2 separate regions of the Homo sapiens genome follow, and region 2 is linked to region 1. A link is a loop called in an ENCODE intact Hi-C map of the cell type or tissue named here. Cell type or tissue: GM12878. All regions are shown on one strand. Links, peaks and the distances in the headings refer to the core of each region. The heading gives the core; the rest is flanking DNA.

Region 1 (12,337 bases), core at 1,830-9,829:
GGTCTCTATTTCCCAGGCTGGAGTATAGTAGTGTGATCATGGATCACTGCAGCCTCAACCTCCTGGGCTCAAGTGATCCTCCCAGCTCAGCCTCTAGAGTAGCTGGGACCACAGGAACATGCCACCACACCCAGCCAATTTTTTTTATTTTTTGTGGAGATGAGGTCTCACTGTTTTCCCCAGGTTGGTCTCAAATTCCTGGGCTCAACTGATGCTCCCACCTCAGCCTCCCAAAGTGGCGGGATTATAGGCGTGAACAACTGCACCAGGCCTAGTTTATTTTTTTTTTAACAGGGAAAAGATAAGACTTATAAGTGCAGGGTCAAGACTGCCCTTTTATTTTCTCTTCCTTCCTTTCTTTTCTTTTTTAAATGTTTACCTGGGAGCATAGATTCAAGCTGCCCTGAGTATACACTCCCTAAACTGACCTTTTTTTTTTTTTTTAATTATACTCAAGTTCTGGGATACATGCGCAGAACATGCAGGTTTGTTACACAGGTATACATGTGCCATGGTGGTTTGTTGCACCCACCAACCCGTCATCTTCATTAGGTATTTTTCCTAATGCTATCCCTCCCCTAGCCCCCCACCCCTGGCCAGGCCCCAGTGTGTGATGTTCCCCTCCCTGTGCCCATATGTTCTTATTGTTCAACTCCCATTTATGAGTGAGAACATGCAGTGTTTGGTTTTCTGTTCCTGTGTTAGTTTGCTGAAAATGAATGTTTCCAGCTTCATTCATGTCCCTGCAAAGGACATGAACTTATTCTTTTTTATGGCTGCATAGTATTCCATGGTGTATATGTGCCACATTTTATTTATCCATAGACAGTCCTTTCTAAAAGAAGAACTGGAGTGAAGCAGATCCAAGTTCATCAGGGAACTGTGACTTCATGCCTATCACTCCCCCATTCATAAGGGGTAGGAAGGAGAGATGCAAGTTCCTCTAGCATAGGAAATCAGGTTCCCTCCTCACTGTTTCTCCACTGCTGCCCTCCTGGGTTGAAGTGGGTGACGCTCAGCTCTATGCCACGATGGCCAATGGAAAAGTCAAGTGTAACTGTAAAACACCATTGTCCTAAAAGACAGCAATCTTCCTCCTTTTGCTTCTCCCATGGCTTCTGCATAATGTTTGCTTAAGGAAACTTGGACATGTTCAGAAAATGGCCTTTCACCTACAGGACAATATTTCAAATGAAGTTAGAATTAGACTCAAGGAAACCAGGCAGTGGTCTCATAGGATATTTGAAACATATCAAGACTCCCATTTTCTTAGCTTTCATGCACATCTAGATGTGAAATGGAAGTGTTGTTACTTGGAGGTGAGAACAATGTTGTTCTCACCTCCAAAACACAGGGCTTCCCCTCTGCCTGCCATGCCCTTCCCCTCAGTCCTCACACAGGCCTACTCTTCCTACCCCTTATGGGAAAAAAGTGCAGTTACTTGGAAATGATTATTCTCGCCTCCAGGACACAGAATACAGGTATTGTTCTCAGCACCAAACGCAGCTTCCTTCTCTGCCATGGGTGGAAGAAAAGATGCTTCTACCCCTTCCTCCAATTTGAAATTGAGCACTTTACTCCCCAATGTCAACCTTTTACAATTTATTTTTTTTTGGTTCTGTGAACCTCCCAGCACTATAGTTTAACTGTGCATTAATTAAATATCTTTTGGGAGTGTGCTTGCAAAGCTAACCTTCATGTATGTTATCGACCTATAGAAAAATCTGTTGCAAGTTCCAAACAGGTACCATATGGATTTTTAAAATGTAACCTGTTGGTGAGATGCAAACACTTCATCCTAATAATAATTTCCCTTCATTGGCAGATTGGTGCAGGGGTTGGGTGAAACTGAGCATGCCAAGTCGTAGAAACTATCAGATTTGTATGAGAACTTAGAGGCGATTTTTCATATGACAAAGTGAAAACTTAGAGTGGAAAAATAGCTGGTGAGCTTGGGGCAGGGCTGGTCTCTGACTGAGACCTCTTTCTTCCATTCCATGTTCATTTTCCATCTCACGATTCTGCTTGGGTTAAACCACACAGCCACACATGAAGGCGGAGAATATCATTGCCTACATTTGAGGGACTCCAAGGAAAAACTTCACTGTGATCCTCCGTCAAAAAAGAAAAAGAGAAAAAAAAAATCCCCATGATAGCTTTATCAGTTAGGGTTAGGTTTGGCTGTAACAGAAACCCAAAATAACAGCAGCTTCAACATCATGGGATTCTATTTCCCTGTGACTTACAAGACCAGAGGTAGGTAGTCCAGGACTGGGATGATGGCTTTATTCCAGTAAGTCCTCAGGGAGCCAGGCCCCTTCCAGCTCATCTTTTTACATCCCTTCTACATGGTCCTTGCATTCATGGACACCAGTCATCACATCCAGGGTGGAGGAGGGGAAAAACAGAAGTGCCAACCACCCTTCAAGGCAACATCCATCCTAGATGTCCTGCACGTCTGCTCCTACATCATTGGTCAGAACTTGGCCTCAGGACAACACTTAGCCATATGGGATGCTCGGAAATACAGTCTTTGCTCAGGGTACTTGTCCCCTGTTAAAAATTAGAGGTTCTGTCACTGCTTATGCCACAGTGATGCAGAGAAACTTGGCACATATGGATGTGCTCTTTTGTGTTAGTATTGTCAAAGCCTTTTTCCAAGACGAATCCTAGGAGGGGGCCCATTGTCTCATATTTTATTCTCCAATGAGAAGATCAAATCGCTTTCTTTTGTGGTAAGAAAGACAAGCCATTCGAAGAGCAAACCATTAGAAGAGTTCAGGCCACTGGGGTCGGGAGACATGGCTGTGGAAATGACAGGGGCATAGAGCTGGAGAAAAATCTTAAAAAGAGTGCACAGAAACAGATGCATGCCTTGCCATGGCACAGTCTGTGACGTTGCCCAGTTGGCAAGGGCTGGTTCTGTTAATATTCTGCCCACCCACCACCCTTCTCTACTTCCTGTTGCAATCATGGCTGCAATATCTGTCAGCCTCTTTGGGGGCTTGTGGGATTTAGACAGCTATTGTCCATTCTTAGTACAAGTTGCAGCCGGGAAGGGTGTGGTTACTCAGCCCCAGCATGCCAGCTGGGTGCCAGTTTCAGCATGTTAACTGACAGTAGGGCTTAGTGCAGTTCCCATTTAGGTGTAAACTAATAGCTACTTTCAGCAGATCACTAGTCCTTCAATTTCACTAGCCTTCCAGAAGGATGGAATATCACAGCGACACTTGGAAGCTTGTATAAGAGTTGACCAGCACTGGACTACATATTATTGAGGACACTAGGTTGCTTCTCCGACTCTGTAAACTCCCCATGGCCACAAGACCTTTGCACATGCTATTTCCTCTGTGTCTGGAATGTTTATCTTTCCCCTCTTGGCAAGATAACACTCTGGAGTCTTTAGGGGAGACTTCCTTGACTTCTAAGAAAAAAAATGCCTTAGCCACAGGTTTTCCTATCATTGTATAACTCTTCCTTGTGCCATTTGTCACAGATAATAATTTTTCATTCATGTGATTATTTGCTGAGACTTTAATTTTATGAGCACTAGCTTTTGCCACCTTGACATCCCCTGTGTCTAGCACAGTGATGGGTACATAGTATGCACTCAGTGAATTTAGGTGAATCTATGAAGTCGCTGCACCTGCACATTTGTCTCCAACCCTAATGCAACTATAGGGTTTATCAATATATTGACGTGAACTGTCTATATCAGATTTACCTGCTTAGCTCCATTAACATGCAGATTCCTGGACTTTATCCGAACCCTATTGAATTAAGGTATCTGAGGAGGTACCTGGGATCCTCATGTGAATAAGCTTCCCAGGTAATTTGCACACACCACAGTATTTGAGAAGCCCATTGCAGTTGGGAAGACAGTACAGTATAGGTATTATTAAGAGGCCCATGCTGCACACAGGAATGAGCCTTCAGGATAAGACTGTTGTATTTAAGAGCTACCTCAGTCTACTTACATTTAGAGAGAAGAAACTTATAAAACAACTTTCTCTTTGAGATCTGAAAATGCCAAGGAAAATTTGGAGACAGCTGTTAATTGAGCTTAGGGAGTCCAGATTATGTGGAATGAAACAATGTGTGTTCACGGTAGCACCTGTGCACAGACAATTTCAAAGAAATAAAGCAAGACTTGATTGTCACCCGGTAGCTCACTGTCTGCCCTCCCCCCAACCAACCTCCTCTCTTAGGTAGAGTAGCGACAGGAAATCCTTGTTGAGGGGCTTCTGAAGCAAAACCTAAGTCCTCCACAGAACCTTAAGTCTGATTTCCAGCCTCCAAATTTAATCACACATATGGTCACCTATTAAAGTGAGCTCATGCACTTTAATCCTTGTTTTCTTTAAAATTAAAATAATTGGAGTATAATTGTTCTGAAGTTAAAAATCCACATGACCAACCACAATGAGTGAGGTCTAAACATACAATTTAACAACAAATGGTGTGAAAGTCCTTTAAAACAAGAGTTACACTGAACATTTTGGTCTTTCTTTCTTTCTGCCCACCCGGTTGCTTTTTAAACTCAACACCAAAGGCCTCTTCTTCCTCTTCTATAATTCTTTCCTTCTCTGCCTCATCTTGAGGGCAGCTTCCTATCTTTCTTTAAGGATCATAGATTCTTTACGTTCCAAGGATTTTGTCCTTTCTCCCATTGCCCTGGCTTTTACCTCCTCTTTTTAGTATTTTAACAAGGTTTTGAATAATCACTGTCATTTCTCTTTTAAAAACAATTCATTATGCTATCTTGCCAAATATCCAACTCTTATATATTAATAGCTCCACTAAAAAGAAAACAGAATGAGCTGATGTATGAATTAGGGTTATGAATAAAGATTAAAAATTCAAACCATGAAGTATTCAAAACATAAGAAAATATCCCTAAGAAGGACTCAAGCACAGTACCCAGAGAACAACTAAGAAGAAGGGCTATATTCAAACTGTGAACTCCTTAAAAAAAGAGACGAAGTATTATTTTACTTGTGAATTATCCAGTTTCCAGCACAGTGCCTGGAACATAAAAGTTTCAAGAAATATATGTTGAATAAATCATTGAAGGAGGAATCTCCAGTTTTAACCAGGGGACTTGCTAGTTTAATGTAAGGTTGATATTCAAAGTAAACCTCTTCTGAACCCCAAAAGTTTATTGCAACCTAGCAGTAACTTACCTGGCCAGATGGTTTAGAAAGTGGGTTGTTGGCAAGAGGTATAAACTGTTCCCTTCTTGAAATCTGTGATCCTCCCATCACAGCACTTGAGACCTTACACTTCAAGGTCCTCAACTTTTCAGGGATGTTTCTGGGTTATGGTAGTAAAAAAAGAAATTTTTTGATGACAAAATATAGAGGATTTTATCTAAGAGCCCCTTTGTAGACTTAGCCAGATATATTTAATTGTGGTGCTGTGGAAAGTGCATGGGTTTCCAAGACACAGCCATCTGAAGCTGTGAAAGTTACCTAACTATATGAGGCTCCACGTTCTCATCTTGGAAACGGAAATAACGCCATCTATATTTTATTTTCATTGTGGGAACTTGAGAGAATTAAGGCCTTAAGACCTAATAGAAATCAATACATGATAGCTTTTCTCTTTTGAATTTAAGCTGAATAGTGAGTGATATTTTTGTCTGTTTCATCATGGCTAGCTTCCAGTGCCTGACACAGAATAAGTACTTACAATATTTGTTAAATAAATTACATTTTTGTTTAGTTACCAAGTCACAGACTGGAGATGCATCCTTGTATTTTGAATATTCTAAAATAGTAGAATGTCTGGTGTTCCTATTAGCATCTGGCTTTAAGATGTTGTATCTATGCCAGTGGCAGCTGTGTGCGTTCCCTACATCACATGGGGCAGTAGTACATGCAGTGTCTAAGTGGGTCTTACAGTGTGGTCCCCAGACCAGCAGCATCAGCATGACCTGGGAACTTAGCAGAAATGTAAATTCTCTGGCCCCATTCTAGAACTACTGAGTGAAAAATTCTAGGGGTGGAGGTCGGTTGATTCTGATGTGCACCAGTGTTTGAGAACCAGAACTACAGGTATATATAAAACTCCCCAGTGCTGTAATTAGACATGATATGAGCACTGGATGCCAGAGAATTGATGACTTGCACTGAGAAAACATAATCACTGAGGATTTTAGAATATGATGCTTCCAGAGCTAACATACTCCTGGTAGAGGATTTTCAGGAACCTGACAGATTCTGAGTTCAAATGCTTCTTCATTGAACTGGCCTCATGATATGATCTATAGACATGTGCCAGAAGCATTACCTAAACTGCTGTTTTTACTACGGTGCCCCTTCCACCCAGCTATAGCAAAGTGGACTGGAGTGAGCACTGACTCAAGGGAAGCTCCATCTATAAGCTAGCCCTCAATTCTTGTGTCAGGCAAGATGTAAGCCAAGCTGCTGTAATAGAGACCTAAAAATACAGGGAATCAAAGAAAATAGCAGTTATTTCTTTCTTTTGTAACAGCCTGGTGGTGAATAATCCAGGCTGGAATGGTGACTCTGCTGTGTGGGTATTCAGAGAGCCTGCTCTCCTGTCTTGTTACTCTTGCATCCCCAGTGGTGGTGTCCTCCTTTGCTTGACTGAGCCTGAGTCAACATTGCATCTGCATTCTGTCTTACTGCAAGGAGAAAATCCAGGACAAGTGGCTTTGTCTTTAAGAAGACGATGCCAAATTTGTACATCTCACTTCCATTTATACCTCATTACTCACATAGTCATACCTTGCTGCAAGGCAGGCTGGGGACTGTAGTGTGCAACCGGCAGCCATGTGCCCGCATAAAGCACACAGGGTTCTATTACTAAGAAGAAAAGAAGAATGAACACTGGAAGACCACTAGCAGCTTCTGCCAGAGTTCTGAACATCTTCTCAGTTCCTCTTCTCACGGGGCCCTCTGTACCAAGCAGCCCTGTCCTTGGATTCCTGTGAGATTTCTGTATCCCGACATTAAAACCCTCTTTTCTAGAATTAGCCTGAATGGGAACCTGTTCTTCGTAACGAAATGCTGGGGATTAGAACGGTGTACCTCAAATCCCTCCTATCTTAGTAAAGGTTGAAATAAACAGAATTTTGATGGGTGGTAGGCTCAGAACAAGCACAGAATGAGAAGGATTGTGCAGTCCTGACTACAAGGATGGTCATAAGATGAGGCTGGCTGAGAATTTCCCCCACACGGCAGTTCTGAGCTGTCTTGAACACTCTGTAACCTCCATGAGAGCCCCAAGCCCAGGCCAGACAAAGCCATGCAGTGCGTTAACTTGTCTTTGGCAGCTTTCAACCTCTTTCTGCATTTTCAGCCAGTGAGATCCCTGCCATCAGAACTCCCATGTCCTGTGCTCATTCCCTCAAAATTCCGTGTTCTGTTGTGTGCACAGGCACTAGGGACTCCTTGGGGATCAGTGCCTTATTTAATGTGAAACTAGTAATGGGGAATTTTAGGTCCGTTTAGTTTATTAGGGGCTTTTGGTGTCCTGCAAATAGCACCCAGGCAGGGTCCTTTGGCCATGTTGCAGCAGCAGCTCTCTGTCTGCATTCCAGTATAATAGACTGTGAGAGAAATAACATCTCTCTTCTTCCTTTAGGTTCAATCTGTCATTTACAATTGCCAATTCTATTTCCTGGAAAAACAAAAACAAAAACAGGTAGAACTCTTAGGTCTCTTCTTTCTCCAGCCTTGTTTATCTCCCTTCCTCTTTTTAAGTTGACCGTTTTGATTCTGCTGTTCAAATGCCTGGATCAGATCAAATGCCAGGATTGCTCACGGTACATTCAGTGAGGGATTATAATAAACTAAGGGGAACCAGGAGAAACCCACAATGATGGCATTTAGCACATTCAAAGTTGAAAATAAAGTCAACGTTTATCCTTAATCAGCTCAGTCTTGATCTTACTCATCCTGGGTTTCTTGACTCTGTCTCTGGTTAGTTTGCTCTTCCATGGGCTGTATCTTGGTACTCCACAATTTTCAGTGAAATACATTACAGCCCCATGACATTCTGTTTACAGTAGGTCTTATAGAAGGAAGGTAAGAAGGTGGGGGGAGGGAGTGAGCACATTACCAGGTGAATGGTCGCTGTGTGCCAGCCACAGCTAGATGCTTTTAATCCTCAAAACAAAATGAAACAAAACTGGAGAGGAATTAATATTGCAATTTATGGGAAAATGGAAGACTATGCAATTTGCCCAAGTTACTAATACCTAATAAGTGGTACACTCAAAATCTAATCGAGGTTGTCTGACTTCTAAAGCCCGTGCTCCAAAATTGGCATCAACACATTTATGTAGAGTCTTTTACTAATGCCATTAATTGTTATACCTTGGAAAAAAGGGGAGGCATATAGCTTATTTAAAGCACATTCTTTATTAGTGAACCAAGGATGGAGAGGGGGATGGAGAACCACTGTGAATACATTCAGTAATTTATCAACAGGGGACTTTGTTTTGCCACAGCTTTATTGTTTGACTCCAGAAGAACCCATTGTCTATTCTGTGACTTAGTTTTACTATCAGATTAAAAAAAAAACAAAAAAAAAAACGAAAAACAATGTTCTCAGTGTTTGAAGAGCTTAGTAGAAATCTAGATTTTTATATGGTGTTTTGCCTAGATTTCCTTTTGATTTGTAGGATTTTTATATAAATTATTTATATAAAATAATAAAAATAATATAAATATATATTTATATTAATATATTATTATAAAATAATATAAATAATAATTATTTGTATGCTTATTTATGCAATCAGTTATAAACACCCCATACAGAGCAATTTCATTTTAATTTTTTTGTTTTGGAGCGCAGTGGTGCTATTTCAGCTCACTGCAACCTCCTCCTCCTGGGTTCAAGCAATTCTTGTGCCACAGCCTCCCAAGTAGCTGGGATTACAGGTGTCTGCCACCACACCATGCCGATTTTTGTATTTTTTGTAGAGACGGTGTTTTGCCATGTTGGCCAGGCTGGTCTCAAACTCCTGGCCTCAAGAGATCCGCCCACCTTGGCCTTCCAAAGTGCTGGCATTACAGGCATGAGCCATTGTGCCCGGCCCATTTCAGTTTCTGCTACAGCACTAAACTTACGTTTCTTAAAGGTAGGCCTTATGTCTTCATCAAGGAATCCTAAATTGTTAGACCTGAAAGGAACGTGAGAGATCATATTATGGCTGATGATATCTTTTTCTGTTTCCCTCACATGACCTGGCACCATACCTTGTATACAGTAGGGGGTTTAATAAATAGCAATTGTGTAAGTAGATAAATGCTTTGTACGCTTTGTAATTTGACCTCTCCCCCATATCGTCTATGAACAATGATACAGGAACAATTTGAATCTCTGAACACAATTATTATGTGTTTTATGCAATCATAACCACTCCTATAGGAGTTTGCTTGTTTTTGTAAGTGTTTTCCTCCTGAAATGACCTTTACTATCAGTTAGGTTTAGCTTAGAATATGAATTCCATGTATTCAAGTATTTTGTAGAAAAAATACCTCTGTCCTCTGTGATCATATTAGAGCTACCTGATGACAAAAACAGCATTTGGGTAACACCATGAAACTGCATCACTCACTGTACTTACTTCATCAGTATATCGTCTGTACCAAGCCTGGAAACCAGTTTACCTCTGCCCTGGCTTTAGGGCTGACTTCATCGGTGTGCAATCTATGCAGTTACACGGCGTCCTTAGCTTAGTGGAACCCCCTGCTTGGATTAATGCTCAGTTGTCACCTTTTTGAAATTCTTAATAAATTTTCTGGCAAGTGCCCTGCATTTTCATTTTGCACTGGACTCTGCAAATTATGTAGCAGGTCCCGACTCCCTGTCTGTGTTTGAGCATTTTCTCTCTCCCTTTCACATCCTCCAATCCGGCTTTCCAAAGGCAGAGACATCACATACACTCATCTTAGTGGGACCTGAAACATCTGCCAGGCCTTTAGAATAAACTAGTAAGTGAAGTATTCAAAATAAATGGATATTCATACATACTGGCAAACTAATGGAATGGAATGATCATGCATAAATCATTGACTGGTGCCAGCCACTGAGCTATGGGTTTATATACTAATTTTGTTTAACTGCCACCTCAAACCTGTGAGAGAGTGCTATTATTCTGATTTTACAAATGGGAGAAGGGAGGCTCAGGAAGGTCAGTAAGTGGCAGAGCTCACACACTGAGTTCTGATGTGTCTGAGTCCAAAGCCCATTCCCATTTCACTGCATTCCTAACTGAGGCCTGGAAAACTTACCCCTGAGATCACAGCATTGCCTGAGAGGAAAAAGGACTTTTCCTATGGTTTTCACACTTTCACTTTTTGCACTGGATCTTTCAGTTGTCTGGTTAACAACTAGGTTACGTCATTCTATATGGGGCTTTCAGATACAGAGCAACTTTCCCAGGACCACCCATTAAACTAGAAGTGAAGTGATATCGTTGTTCTCACTATGATGGTAGGGTGAAGGAAGCAGATTGGCCATGCCAAAACTGATGTCCTCTGAGATCCCGAGGCCCAAGCCAACATTTGACGGCATACCTCACTCAACAACACTTTTACCTGTGTAATAGAAAACAACAGCCATTTATAACTCGCTTATTCATTTTTTTTTTCCACAGGCCTCTGCGCAGCATCTGCTATGTGCAGGCACTGTGCTAGGCCCTGTGGAGACAATAATGAAAAAGATATAGCCCCTGCTTTTCAGATGGTCACAAATTGGCAGAAGGGTGCAAACTCATAACTCTCTTTATTCCAACATTTTGCCAGCTCTGGTTGTAAAGTTGAGGAGTTAGGAGTTGGAGTAAATTTAGGAAATGGGTAGAATATTATTTTTGCAGCTCATTGGAATTCTCCCTTGTTACAGATCAGGGTCCTGGGTTGGGTGGCATACCTATGCCTGTCATTATTTGCATCCCTGGTTTAACAGCTGGCTCTGGCCAATCTTATACGATCCTCTACCTTAGCAAACAGAAACACAGTTTTTGAAAATTCACATGAAGAAGAGTTGAATAGCAAATAAGTTCAGCCTTGAGGCTCCACCTATTACCTGGCTGTTGAGCTTTGTAAAACCATTGATTGTTTAACAGCCAGCAGGGCAAGAAGGCCAGAATTATGCTCAGCAAATGCAGAAACAGAGCACAGTTGTCTGTGTGTGTTTCCATGGTAACAGTGATAACAGCTTATATTTATAGACTCTCTATCTCCAAGGAGCTCAAAGCACTTTACAAACACATCATCTCTCTTCTATAGGAAAAAGAGAGAAGGAGAGAGAGGGGGATAGGAAGAGAGGTAGAGAGAGAGAAAGAAAGGGAGAGAGGGAGGGAGGAGGAAGGGAGAGAGGGAAGCAGGGAGGGAGAGAGAACAGGAGAAGAAGGAGGAGGTACAGAAGGACTTGGTGTGCTATTATGCACATTTCACAGATGGCACAGAGTGGGGAAGTCAGTGACCCAAGGTGGCAAGGTAAGCCAGTGACAGATGGTAGATTGGATGGACCTAGTGGCTCATATAACTCCTGGAACTTTTGCTGCTGGCCTTGAGCAGATGTCAGGGCTGAGCTGCTGTCTCCTAGTCATCTTGCTCTGTTCAGTGTCATCTAGGTGATCAGATAACTCCGGGGACATCAAAAGCAGTTTGGCTCAGTATTGTTGGTGGGAAACACAGGGAAAATTCTTCCATGGGGAGTTGGGGATAATGTCCAAAGTCCTTATAGCCAGACAGCCACCAGGCAATCCCAGACTGTGTTCCGAGGGATGACAGGCTCAGCTGTGCTGCACACTCATACTGAGGCTCTGCGCACATTGATGGAAATGGTTTTCTTCAAATAGAGCCCATTTCACAGTTTCTGAAGGACCTTTGGAGGAAATGCCTTTTGGGTACTTCTTTCTGAGACAACTATTAGACATGTGATGTGACTTGGAGTTATCTGAAGGCTGTAGCCTATGAAATTGAAAATGAGTTTTGTAAATCTCAGATCTACTATTTTCTGTATAAAATTCTTGTATGAATAGAGCCATGTCCTCTGGTGGAGGCCTGAACTCTTGGAGTGGGTTAGCATGAATCTCAAGCTCTTGAGTCCTGGAGCAGCCTGTCCCCATTCTTCTTTAGCCAGAGTTGGCCTTGGTCCCCACTTCTTACCCTCACAGGCCTTCTGTTTTCCCCCTCACTGCCACCTCACTCCACATTTAGCCTTTGGAAAATAGCAACTATTTTCTCTTCTAAAAAAGAGTCATTTTCTGCAGAGCATTCAGTCAATCCAGCCAGCAGTCCCCATGGCAACACTGAGATAAGATCCTTCCTCCCGCAGGTCTTCAGTGGTCTTG
Region 2 (12,337 bases), core at 2,809-10,808, 67 kb after region 1:
GGGCAAATGGAGGCAGGTCTGTGGAGGTGCATCCTTGGGCTTTCAAAAGGGGCCCTGCTCTGTGCATTTAAGAAAGATCAGATATAATCACACACAGAAAAAAAATCTGGAAGGATATATAGCACAGCGTTAACTCTATGTGGTGGGATTAGAAAATTTTATATTTTAAAAGTACCTTTCTGAGTTGCCTGAGTTTTGTTTTAATTGAGAATTTATTCCTTTTATAATCAGAAAAATTAAGAGAAATTAATGAGGAAATACAAAGGCTGGGCAGGGTGGCTCACACCTGTAATCCCAGCACTTTGGGAGGCTGAGGCAGGTGGCTCAATTGAGCTCACAAGTTCAAGACCAGCTTGGGCAACATGGCGAAACCCTGTCTCTACAAAATATATATATATTATATATATATATTAGCCAGGCATGGTGTTGTGTTCCTGTTGTCCCTGCTACTTGGGAGCTTGAGGTGGGAGGAGCCAGGGAGGTCCAGGCTACAGTGTGCTGAGATGGTGCCACTGCACTGGGTGATACAGCCAGATCTTGTTGGAAGAAAGAAAGAGAGAGAGAGAGAGAGAGAGAGAGAGAAAGAAGAAGAAGGAGAAGGAGAAGGAGAAGAAGAAGAAGAAAGAAGGAGAAGAAGAAGAAGGAAGAAGAAGGAAGGAAGGAAAGAAAGAAAAAGAAAGAAAGAGAGAAAGAAAAAGAAAGAAACAAGAAAGAAAGAAAAAAGAAAAGAAATAATGAAAACTATGGAAAGCAAAGAAAGGAGGCTGCGCCTTCTTGGTCCAGAGGTAAACGAATCTTGGCTGGATTCCTTCCCTCCTGGCAGTCCTTCCAGATCTCTTCTCAGATTAGCCTGCAGATTTGTGTTCTTCCTCTCACTGCACTAAGATGTGGCGTCTTGTGCTTCAGCTTCATTCCGTGAACTCACAGCAGCCCTGGAGTTTCACTCCAGGAGAGTTCCAGCCCAGAGCCCTCTGCTATCTGACCTATCTCCTGTACTCAGCATGATTCCTCAAATGAATTCCAGACCTTGAGTTACAGAAAAGGAGGGCTTTAGAATCGGATGGCCACATGAACAATGTTTAATCAGTCTTAATTTTGGTTTCCTTATCTCTAGAGTGTAGAAAATCATACTACCCATTTTTTTTGTTTGTTGTAGGTGTCAGAGAAAATATATGTAGAGCGTTTACCAAAGTCCTCGGCCTTTGCTCATTCAACAATACCCATTAATTGTACATCTATTTATTTGCCAAGCATTCCTCTGGGAACTGATGATACACAGAATAAATATATTTTTAAAGAGAAATATGTATTTTTCAGCTTCTTATTTTAGTATAGAACATCCTTTACTTAATGACCTTTCAACTTATAATTTTCTCAGATGACAAAGCTATGCCCCAAAGCTAAAGCATATTAACTCTGCCCCCACCAACAAGTGGTATTAGTAGTCACCTTAGGTCATTTTAGAGTTGTCCTCATTCATAGTCTAAGGTAAGTTTGCTGAGTTTTGCTTTTTTTGAAAAGCAAAGTAAGACAAAAAGAATAAGCTAAAAAAACTGTCATATTTAATATATTTTGATATTACAGGCATTTCAGTTTATTGAAAAGATACTCTCATTGTCTAGATATCAGGATCCTAACTAAAAGAGATTTATGAAAATATCTATAATTGCATAAGACCTAGCTTGTTACAAATTTTTTATGTAGTAAAGAAAGACAAAATAAGAACATATTTTTAAGAGAATTGAAATAAAAAAGAAGAGTTGAAACTAATGCCATCAACTTCTGACTCCAGGATTGGACTCAGGATCAATGTACAACTTAGGCCTGAGAGAAGATCAGGCTCACTGAATTGTGATTACACTTAGTATAGGTCATCACAGAAGCCGTTTGACCTAGATGATTTTGTTTCCTTATTCTCCAGATTTTATCTTTATGTTTATATTTTGGGAATAACTAACTTGTTGCCTTATATTCTTATATAAACAGTTAGTTTTAAAAAAAATATTGAAATTTTTATTTATTTCTTAATTGACAAATAAAAATGGCATCCATATATTTTTGGGGTAATACATGACGTTTTGATATATGTACGCATTGTGAAATGGTTCAGTCAAGCTATTTAACATATCCATCACCTCACATACTTATTGTTTTGTGTTGAAAACACTTAAAATCTACTCTATTAGCAACTTTCCCGTATATACTATATTGTTTTTAACTATAGTCACCATGGTGCCCAGTAGATCTCTTGAACTTATTTCTTCTATCTAACTGAAATTCTGTATCCCTTGGCCAACATCTCCCCAATTCCACAGCCCCCTACCTCTGGTAACCACCATTTTACCCTCTGCTCCTTTGAGTTCAACTTTTTTAGGTTCTACATATAGGTGAGATCATGTAGCATTTGTCTTTCTGTACCTGGCTTATTTCACTTAACATAAATAATTCTGAAACTTTTATTAAAAATGTTAAAGTCAGTATTAATCACCAGACTTAAGAATAATATGTGTAATAATATAACTAATAGAGGATGACTTGCTTAAGGAAATTACACTTAGCTATAATTAAGTGCTTGCCCTACAAATCCTTCATCTAATGATTCTAAATTATTTTTCTTTCTTTTTTCTTTAATGTAAGCCATCGATTTTAGAAACTTTTGGGGACATTGCTGGTGATAAATCCATCATGGCTCAAACTAGTTTCATTACAAACTAAGAGTTATAATGGTGGTGACCTTGTTGCACTGTGAAAATGATCTACTATCTCCTCTTTCCCTTGTGTCTCTGTGGAAGAGATGTCCCTTTTCCAGTCCCTGGGTACAGACCCTCTCTCTTCCCATGTTTGCTGGATGCTGCCTCATGATTTATCCTGTCTTTCCAGATTGTCTTTTTCTCCTTTTCTAGTGGTTCTACTACCCTGGTTTCAGGAAGGCTCATCTCTATTCTACGACAAGCGACCTGAGAGAAGGGGCTGTGGGCTATTTATTTTTGCATCTCCAAACCTACCTAGCACGCTGTAGGGGGTGAAAATACAATTATTTTTAGAATTAATATGTGATTATAAGGATAACTTTGATTTATTTTTCTTCTTAATCTGACTTAGTGAATGGAAACAAGTTAACCTTAGCCAGAGTTCGGCTACGCATTCACTGAGTGCTTAAGTCCCTTTATTGTGGTAGCTGTGACTTGGTTTTAGCTCCTGTGCTACCAGAGGGATGATTGTGCAGGGAAGAGGTGGGAAGAGATGAGTAGAATGCTTTTTTGGGTCATTTTTGTGCCTAACTTATCTCCCGGAGACAGAAGCAGAAAGAGAAGTACCGTAGTATCTCTGTGTTAACGCACAAAACCCCATCATCTCTTATCAGTCACGAATCTCTCTACCAGTTCAGCTTTCTAGGCCCTTCATTAACACTCACCATCCCACAGTCCTCCCTGCAATATGGTTTTCCTGAAAGGGGAGTCCTGACAATAGTCCATGCAACCCTATGCAGTCTACAAGTTGCTTCTGAGAAGAACTTGGAGTTACAAAATCTCAGCACGTAGCAGGCTTTGTTTCTTGGGACAGTCAGTATCTCCTCCAGAACAAGCCATTTTAGGCTAACCAGAAAACAGATCTTTCTTTCTTTCTTTCCTTCCTTTTCTTTCTTTCTTTCTTTCTTTCTTTCTTTCTTTCTTTCTTTCTTTCTTTCTTTCTTTCTTTCTTTCTTTCTTTCTCTTTCTTTCTTTCTCTCTCTCTCTCTCTTTCTTTCTTTCTTTCTTTCTTTCTTTCTTTCTTTCTTTCTTTCTTTCTTTCTTTCTTTCTTTCTTTCTTTCTTGTCTTTCTTGCTGTCTTTCTTTCATCTCACTCTGTCACCCAGGCTGGAGTGCAGTGGCGCAATCTCAGCTCACTGCAACCTCCGCCTCCCAGGTTCAAGTGATGCTCCTGCTTCTGCCTCCCAAGCAGCTGGGATTACAGACGTGCGCCCCCACGCTTGGCTAATTTTTGTATTTTTAGTATAGACGAGGTTTCACCATGTTGGCCAGGTTGGTCTCGAACTCCTGACCTCAAGTGATCCACCTGCCTCAGCCTCCCAAAGTGCTGGGATTACAGGCATGAGCCACCGCCCCCAGCCAGAAAACAGATTTTCTAAAAGTGCTATTTAAGGTATTGTACATAAAATCACACATGTGTCATGAGCTGCAAAAGTGATCACCTCTGACCAAGAGAAGTGAGAAAAGAAAAGCTCAAACATGAGCCCTGAGTCTGGGAAGCCAGAATGGGAATTGTGTTTGGTTCACTGGAGAGAGGGAAAAAGAAAATAATCTTATCTGTCTCCAACAGTCCTGTCTCTCCTCAAGGCCATGCAAGTACAGATAATTCTTTTGAGCCAGTAGAACTACAGAGCCCTACGCACTCTTTTGGCTCCACAGTGGTCTGGCTGAGGCCGTCCCCCCAGTCTACTCCCCCAGCCGCATGCTTTTAAGCATGAGTGACCAGTGGGCCGGAGGTGCAGTGGTGCTGAGATTTGCAGAATATGGTGACATGCCAGTGATAATCGAAGGAAAGGACAATGTGTAGCTGAGAAACACTGACATCTGAGAAGTGTTCTACTCCAGTGACTCCCTAAATTGGTGGTTGATTGCAGTTATTCATAGCAGCACTAATTTCTTTTCTTGCCCTCTCTCCTTCTCTCTGGCCAAACAGTTTTAAAACAACATCAAAGGAATGAAAGAAAAATGCCAGAGAGCATCAACTTGAATCTCTCCACTCTAGCATGCCTAAATTTATTTCGTTTTATGTTTTTGTGTGTTCTAATCTTTTAATCTGTACAACAGATTAGTTAATGATATAAAAGGGAGCAGAATCCTTTATATAAATTTTCCAATTCAGCCAAGGTCAAGGAGATATTTTCATGCGGGTAGGGAAGTTCTGGCAATGTAGTGATGGTGTTTGTGACCTTGGCAAAGTGACCTCATCTCCATGTGCCTTGTCTGGAGTGGCTGAGCTCCGCCTTGGCCTGCAGAAAGGAATGGCCCCAACATATCTGTGGGAGTGTTGATACTAATAGTTAACTGGATACACTCTACTTTTGCTTTGTAGTGGTTAATATTTCCCCAAACTTTTCTTTCTTTAAAAAAATTCAGACCTACAGAAAAGTTACAAGAATAGCACAATGATGTTCATTTACCCTTTATCTAGATTTACTAATTGTTAACATTTTACCACATTTGCTTTTTCTCTTTCTCTCCACACACTTGCATGTTCACACAAATATTTTTTTGATAAGCCATTTAAGAATTCATTTCACAGAGAATTCAATTACTGTTACCTAAATATCTTAACACATGTCTTCTAAGAACAAGGACATTCTCCAACATAGCAACAATACAAGTATCACATTCAGGAAATCTAACATTGAAAACATAATATTATTTGATGTATAGGCCAAATTCTGATGTCTCCCAATTGTTCCAACAGTAATATTTTTAAAAATGTTTTTTCTTATTTTTCAATCCAGGATAGAATCAATAATCATTCATTCCATTAGCTGTTCTATTTGTTTAGTTTTTACAAATCTAGAACAAGGCATGGCGCCGTGGCTCATGCTTGTAATCCCAGTACTTTGGGAGGCCGAGGCGGGCGGATCACGAGGTCAAGAGATCAAGATCATCCTGGCCAATATGGTGAAACCCCATCTCTACCAAAAATACAAAAATCAGCCAGGCGTGGTGGCGGGCACCTGTAGTCCCAGCTACTCGGCAGCCTGAGGCAGGAGAATCGCTTGAATCCGGGAGGCGGAGGTCGCAGTGAAAGGAGATTGTGCCACTGCCCTCCAGCCTGGCAACAGAGCAAGATTCTGTCTCAAAAAAAAAAAAAAAAAAAAAATCTGGAATAGTCCTGAGCCCCTCTTTAAAAACAAATTTCTTATCTCCGTAACTTTTTTTTTTTTAATCTTTTGCAATTGAGTCTCGCTCTGTCACCCAGGCTGGAATGCAGTGGCCTGATCTTGGCTCACTGCAACCTCCACTTCCTTGGTTCAAGTGATTCTTCTGCCTCAGCCTCCTGACTAGATGGGACTACAGGTGCACGCCATCATGACCGGCTAATTTCTATAGTTTTAGTAGAGACAGGATTTCATCATGTTGGCCAGGCTGGCCTCGAACTCCTGACTTCAGATGATCCACCTGCCTCAGCCTCCTGAAGTGCTGGGTTTACAGGTGTGAGCCACTGTGCCCAGCCTCACCTTGACATTTTTGAAGAGTTCAAGCCACTCTTGAACTGTTTTGTAAAATGTCCCTCAATATAGATTAATCGAAGTGTTTCCTCATTCTTGGATTCCAATTAAACATTTGGGGCAGGAATACTGCATATATGACACTGTGCCCCTCTCCATGCATCACCACAGCAGGCACAACATAGCACAGAGTTACAACACTGATGTTCACTTTGATCACATAGTGAGGTCGGTTCCACCAGATTTCTCCATTTGGAGATACCTTTTATTCACTCCTTTTTAAAGTTAATAAGCAACTTGTGGAGTAGTTTTGTTTTTTTGTTGTTGTGTGTTTGTTTTGTTTTTTTGGGTTTTTTTTGAGACGGAGTCTTGCTCTGTTTCCCAGGCTGGAGTGCAATGGTGCTATCTCGGCTCACTGCAATCTCTGCCTCCCGGGTTCAAGCGATTCTCCTGCCTCAGCTTCCCGAGTAGCTGGGACTACAGGCACGCACCACCACACCCAGCTAATTTTTGTATTTTTAGTAGAGATGGGGTTTCACCATGTTGACCAGGCTGGCCAGGCATGGTGGCTCACGCCTGTAATCCCAGCACTTTGAGAGGCTGAGGTGGACAGATCACTTGAGGTCAGGAGTTGGAGTAGTATTTTAAGATTGTTCACTGCTGGTGGTTTCTTGTATGCTCATTTTTGCTATTGCAGCAAATATTTTATTTCATTTAAGATTTCATTCATAACAATTATTTTTTTAAAATCTGACAATTCCGTAATTTGCAATTCTTGGGTGTCTAAATCTGTTGTCACTAGTGGTTTGACTTCTTGTGTGCTTGGTCATCTTCACTGGTTCATCACTTGAGCTTAAAGAGATGTGAGTCCTATGGGTCTGACTTGGTGACCCTTCCTCCAGAGAGGGCTTGACTTTGACTTCTGCCAGTAGAGGCACCACTTGCAACCCTCCTTGTAGCTTTTGACTTTGAATGAAAATGCCAGGTTCAGCTTCCCTGCCTCATTGTTCCTCCAGGATTCACTCTGTTTTCACTACAGAGAGGCAATTGGGAGCTTGCCTCCCTCTCTATTTAAAAATAGGACTTATAGGAATCTTAAGGTCACTGTTCCATAACAGCCTTACAGGGAGCCCAAGGTGGAGAAAGACTTAGCTCAGAGAGATTTGCAGCTGTGGCTGTTTGTCTAATGGGATAAATTATAAGTTAATATGCCAATAGTTCACAAAGTTTTTAAAAGAATCATATTAACTTGCACAGAAAGGAACAGAAACAGTACAAATGAAAGTCTGAGACCTTTGGACTCCCCCTTTATTACTATAGACAGGGAGCTGGTTGAGAAAACCACTCAGCTATAACTGGTGTTCCAGTTGATTGCCCCAGCTGAAGACCCAGCCAACAGTCAGTATTGACCACCAGACATGTGAGTGAGTCTTCGGAAGATTCCAATCTCCTGTTGTCAAGTCACCCCCAGGCTTCAAGTCTTCCCAGCTGACAGCTCAGATTGTACCACAAAGATAAGCTGTCCTTTTCTGAATTCCTGACCCACATATTATGTGGGTATAGTAAAAAAAAAAAATTGGTTTGTTTTTGTCTTAAGTGTTGAGTAGTTTGTATGACAGCAATAGGGACTGGAACATTGAATATAGTTTGCATCTCACAGGAACATATGAATGTTTTTTCTACAGTTATTCTTGTTATTTCCAGTGCCTCCAAATAGAAGACATTTTTGAAGGTAGATGTGAGAGATCCTTCCTCCTCCTCCTCTTCCTCCCCTCCCTCCCTCCCCCTTCCTTCCTTCCTTCGTTCCTTCCTTCCCTCTCTCTCTCCTTCCTTCCTTCCTCCTCCTCTTCTCCTTCCTTCCTTTCCTTCCTTCCTCCTCCTCTTCTCCTTCCTTCCTCCTCCTCTTCTCCTTCCTTCCTTTCCTTCCTTCCTCTCTCTTTCTTTCTCTTTTCCTTCCTTCCTTCCTTCATCTCTCTTTCTTTCTCTTTTCCTTCCTTCCTTCCTTCCCTCTCTCCTTCCTTCCTTCCTCCTCTTCTCCTTCCTTCCTTCCTTTCTCTCTCTCTTTCTTTCTCCCTCTCTCTTCCTTTCTTCCTTCCTTCCCTCTCTCTCTCCTTCCTTCCTTCCTTCCTTCTCCTCCTCCTCTCTCTCTCTCTCTTTCTTTCTTTCTTTCTTTTTTTGAGACAGGGTCTTACTCTGTCACCCAGGCTGGAGTGCAGTGGTGCAATCTTGGCTCACTGTAGCCTCAACCTCCCAGGCTCAGGTGATCCTCACACCTCAGCCTCCCAAGTAGTTGGGACCACAGGTGCATGTCACCATACTGAATTTTTGTATTTTTTGGTAGAAATGGGATTTTGCCATATTGCCCACGGTGGTCTCGAACTCCTGAGCTCAAGCAATCTGCCTGCCTTGGCCTCCCAAAGTACTGGGATTACAGGTGTGAGCCACCATGCCCAGCCAAAATCCTTCATTTTTAGTAAACTAGAAGTGAGGAATTAGGTGTTGAGGGAATGAGACCGAATGCCAGATATTGCCTGAAGAAAAAAAGTTCTTGAAAATGTAACACTGCTGGTAGAATGAATCTATGCCAAAGCCAGACTCAGAGTATATATCAAATACTGTGCTAAATATCAGGGTATGGTACAAATGGGAGGGAAGAGACTAAGAATATACAGCATTCATATTTCAGCTTTTTCTCCTGTGGCCAGCAGGCATATTTTCCACTTCAAGTTCTCAGGAAAGAATTTGTTTCTCCTACGTATTTACTATGGTCCCCCACTGGACAGAGTTTTCATATTAAGCCACTTGATGAACTTCTAGCTAACCGATGGATTGGGCTAATAGCTAACTCATGCCTATGGATCAGGCATCTGCTCCATTCTAATCTATGATAGAGATGATTGAAGCTGTTTTGGGCTCAATTGTATCCTGTCAAAATTTATATGCTGGAGCCCTAAATCCCAGTACTTCAGAATGTGACTGTATCTGGAGATATGGCCTTGAAAAATGTGATAAGGTTAAAGTGAGGTTGTGAGCATGGGTCCTAATCCATTCTGCCTGGTGTCCTTATAAGAAGAGAAAATGTGGATGCAAAAAGAGATAGCAGGGTACACAGAGGAAAGACAGTGTGAGAACACAGCAAGGCAATGGCCATCTGCAAGCCAAGCACAGAGACCTCAGGAGAAACCAGGCCTGCTGACACCTTGATCTTGGACTTCCAGCCTCCAGAGCTGTGAGAAATACATTTCTATTGTTTAAGCCCTGTAGTCTGTGGCATTTTGTTATGGCAGCCCCAGTGAACAAATACAGGAACACAGTGTGGCTGCTCATTTGGTCTAATTCCTTTTAAAAGGGGGCTCTGGGTGAAGCAGACACACAGCTTGTTCTATACCCAGATGTTTCCTTCAAACTATATAATCCATTTGTAGGAAAAAGACTAACAGATATAAAAACCAATATATGAAAATTAGGTATAAATTAAGCGCCACAATATAGGATACAGAAAATTATGTGACACAGTGTTTATGCTGTAAGAATTTGGAGAAGGGGGAGCTCAATGTGAATTATAGCAGTGAGGGTGAACCTTATGGAAATGATGGGATGCATCATCAACCTTTTTTGCTGAGTGGGATTTAAAGAGGTGTGAGGGAGGTAAAAGGGTACTTTGGATATGGGTGACTGGTGTGAGCAAAGCAAAGAGGGAGCACTAAGGGTGACACATGAAGGGTTGAAGAGTCAGTGTAGAAGTGGCAGACCAAATGTGTTGGGAACTACTGGGAGAAAGGATTGGGCATGCAGAGTAGATGGAGATTATAGGTGACCTTGGAAATCAGGCCAAGGACCTCTCATGGATTTTAGGATTGATCTGCAGGCAAAGGTTATCCCTTCAAGTATCCCAGGATTCACTAGCAACAATAATATTTATTTATTTATTTTTGAGACAGAGTCTCAGTCTGTGGCCCAGGCTGGAGTGCAGTGGCATGGTCTTGGCTCACTGCAACCTCCGCCTCCTGGGTTCAAGCAATTCTCTTGCCTCAGCCTCCTGAATAGCTGGTATTACAGGTGCACACCACCACACCTGGCTAATTTTTTTTTTTTTTTTTTTGGTATTTTTTAGTAGAGATGGGGTTTCGCCATGTTGGCCAGGCTGGTCTTGAACTCCTGATCTCAAGTGATCTGCCTGCCTAGGCCTCCTAAAATGCTTGGATTACAGGTGTGAGCTACCATGCCTGGCCATTTTGTTTCCTTTTGTTTTTTTTCAAGTTACGAGGTGACATGGGTATAATAATTCATTGAAAAAAATGTAGTATGAGAGATAAAATATTAGTAAAAGGGGTTTCTAATTATAAGAAGGAAAATCCAACCTGTGTGTGTGTGGGGAACAGAGAATTATTCATTCACTCAGCAAATATTTGCTGAATGCTTACTAAGGGCTGTGTATGGGACCTAGAGATTAGAGAGATGTTACTGGCTCTTGGGACTTTTGATGGACAGGGAGTTTTAGGTGGGCTGAACATCAAGGAGGGCATTCCAGAAGATTGAAGGTCCAATGGCAAAGGTACAGAGGGAAGAATAAATGAAGTGGAAGATTTATTCATGGGGCAGCTGGAAGTGATGCTGCAGAAGAGAAATGAGCTATTATAGGGTTAATGTTGGGCTTTACAAATAAGGCAGAGGAGTTAATCTAGTAAGTCCCCTTTCCCAAGGCAGAAATGTTAGCATCATAATTTAGAAGGTATCTGTCAGAAGATGATGGAATGAAAACCTTGGCATTCATGAAAAGGAATGAGATCATGTCCTTTGCAGGAACATGGATGGAGCTGGAGGCCATTATCCTTAGCAAACTGACATAGGAACAGAAAACCAAATACTGCATGTTCTCACTTATAAGTGGGAGCCAAATGGTGAGAACACATGGACACATAAGGGGGAAGAAAGACACTGGGGACTTTTGGAGGGTGAAGGGTAGGAGGAGGGAGAGGATCAAGAAAAATACCTAAAGGGTACTAGACTTAATACCTGGGTGATGAAAAAGCTGCACAACAAACCCCTATGACACAAGTTTCCCTATGTAGCACACCAGCATTTGTACTCTTTTTATTTTAAAATAAAAGTTTTAAAAAAACCTTGGCATTCTAAGAGTTAACTTATTTATATCAAACACACTACACTCACCAGCCCATAAGATAACCAAGCTATAACACACACTTGGTCATCTTCTCTTAAAAAAATACTTTAAAATACAAAATAGTCATCCTTGTAAGGAATTAGAAATACTTGAGGAAAATTGTAAAATACTATACATATAATTAAGCCTGTTGGCATTAACTTCAATTTAAAGGAGTTCATAAAAACAAAATCAGTTCTTACTTTTTTTTTATGTATTTATTAATTTTTTTTAGAGGCAAGATTTCACTCTGTCACCCAGACTGGAGTGCAGTGGCACAAACATAGCTCACTGAAGCCTCAAACTCCTGGGCTCAAGAGATCCTTCTGCTTCAGCCTCCTGAGTAGCTGGGACTTCAGGTATGTGTCAGAATGCCTGGCTAATTTAATTTTTATGTATTTATGTATTTATTTATTTATTTATTTATTTATTTATTTATTTTTTAAGAGATGGTGTCTCACTATGTTGCCCAAGTTAGTCTGGAACTCCTGACTTCAAGTGATCCTCTTGTCTTGGCCTCCCAACATGCTGGGATTACATGAGCCAGTATGCCTAGCCTTAATATTTCTTTTTTTAAAAAGGCACTTGTATTGTCTAACACCTATGGCTGGAGAATGAACATTTGGTCAAGTTTTGACCTCAGAATATAAGTGTCTATCTAGTTAGATCAAGATGGGCATCACATTTCAGGAGACTGGTGGGTTTCTTCTAGATGAAAAGGTCCTTGGAGACCCTCTATTCTAACTGTCTACATCCCAGAGGAGAGACTTGTCCATCAGAGAGCACCTGCCATCCTCCCAGATTCAGGCAGTTACCTGGAGAGCAGAATCGGGCCACTCCTGGAGCCCACCTGTTGCTTGCATAGTCCAAGACAGTTGAGTTCCAAACTCGAGCATTTAAAATATCAAATTCTGAGGAGATATCAAATTCTGAGGAGAATTTCCTCAGAGTTTCGTGTG

What was found. Hi-C counts contacts between places; a loop is a spot of excess contacts. Peaks named below come from ENCODE experiments on the same cell type or tissue, not always from the same donor. Only the 100,000 strongest peaks of a DNase experiment are listed, where the experiment ranks them.
Region 2: it touches region 1 in a loop (2.2-fold over the local background); 2 of 110 quality-filtered maps call a loop at or near these places.

The regions. Positions count from the first base shown.
Region 1 is chr1:169,086,095-169,098,431 of GRCh38, reverse strand. It overlaps LINC00970 (long intergenic non-protein coding RNA 970), which reads left to right and starts at 11,427. Exons shown (of 5, transcript NR_104091.1): 1 at 11,427-11,477. In GM12878, for the core only: no CTCF peak of the experiment used is centred there; DNase peaks (open chromatin) are centred at 6,792 and 7,064; H3K4me3 peaks cover 539 bases; H3K27ac peaks cover 1,332 bases.
Region 2 is chr1:169,020,343-169,032,679 of GRCh38, reverse strand. All of the region lies in intron 3 of LINC00970 (long intergenic non-protein coding RNA 970), which reads left to right. Among named protein-coding and RNA genes, the nearest start is that of LINC00970, 60 kb to the left of the region's middle. RefSeq lists an enhancer at 7,688-7,747. In GM12878, for the core only: no CTCF peak of the experiment used is centred there; DNase peaks (open chromatin) are centred at 4,569, 4,979 and 7,589; H3K27ac peaks cover 459 bases.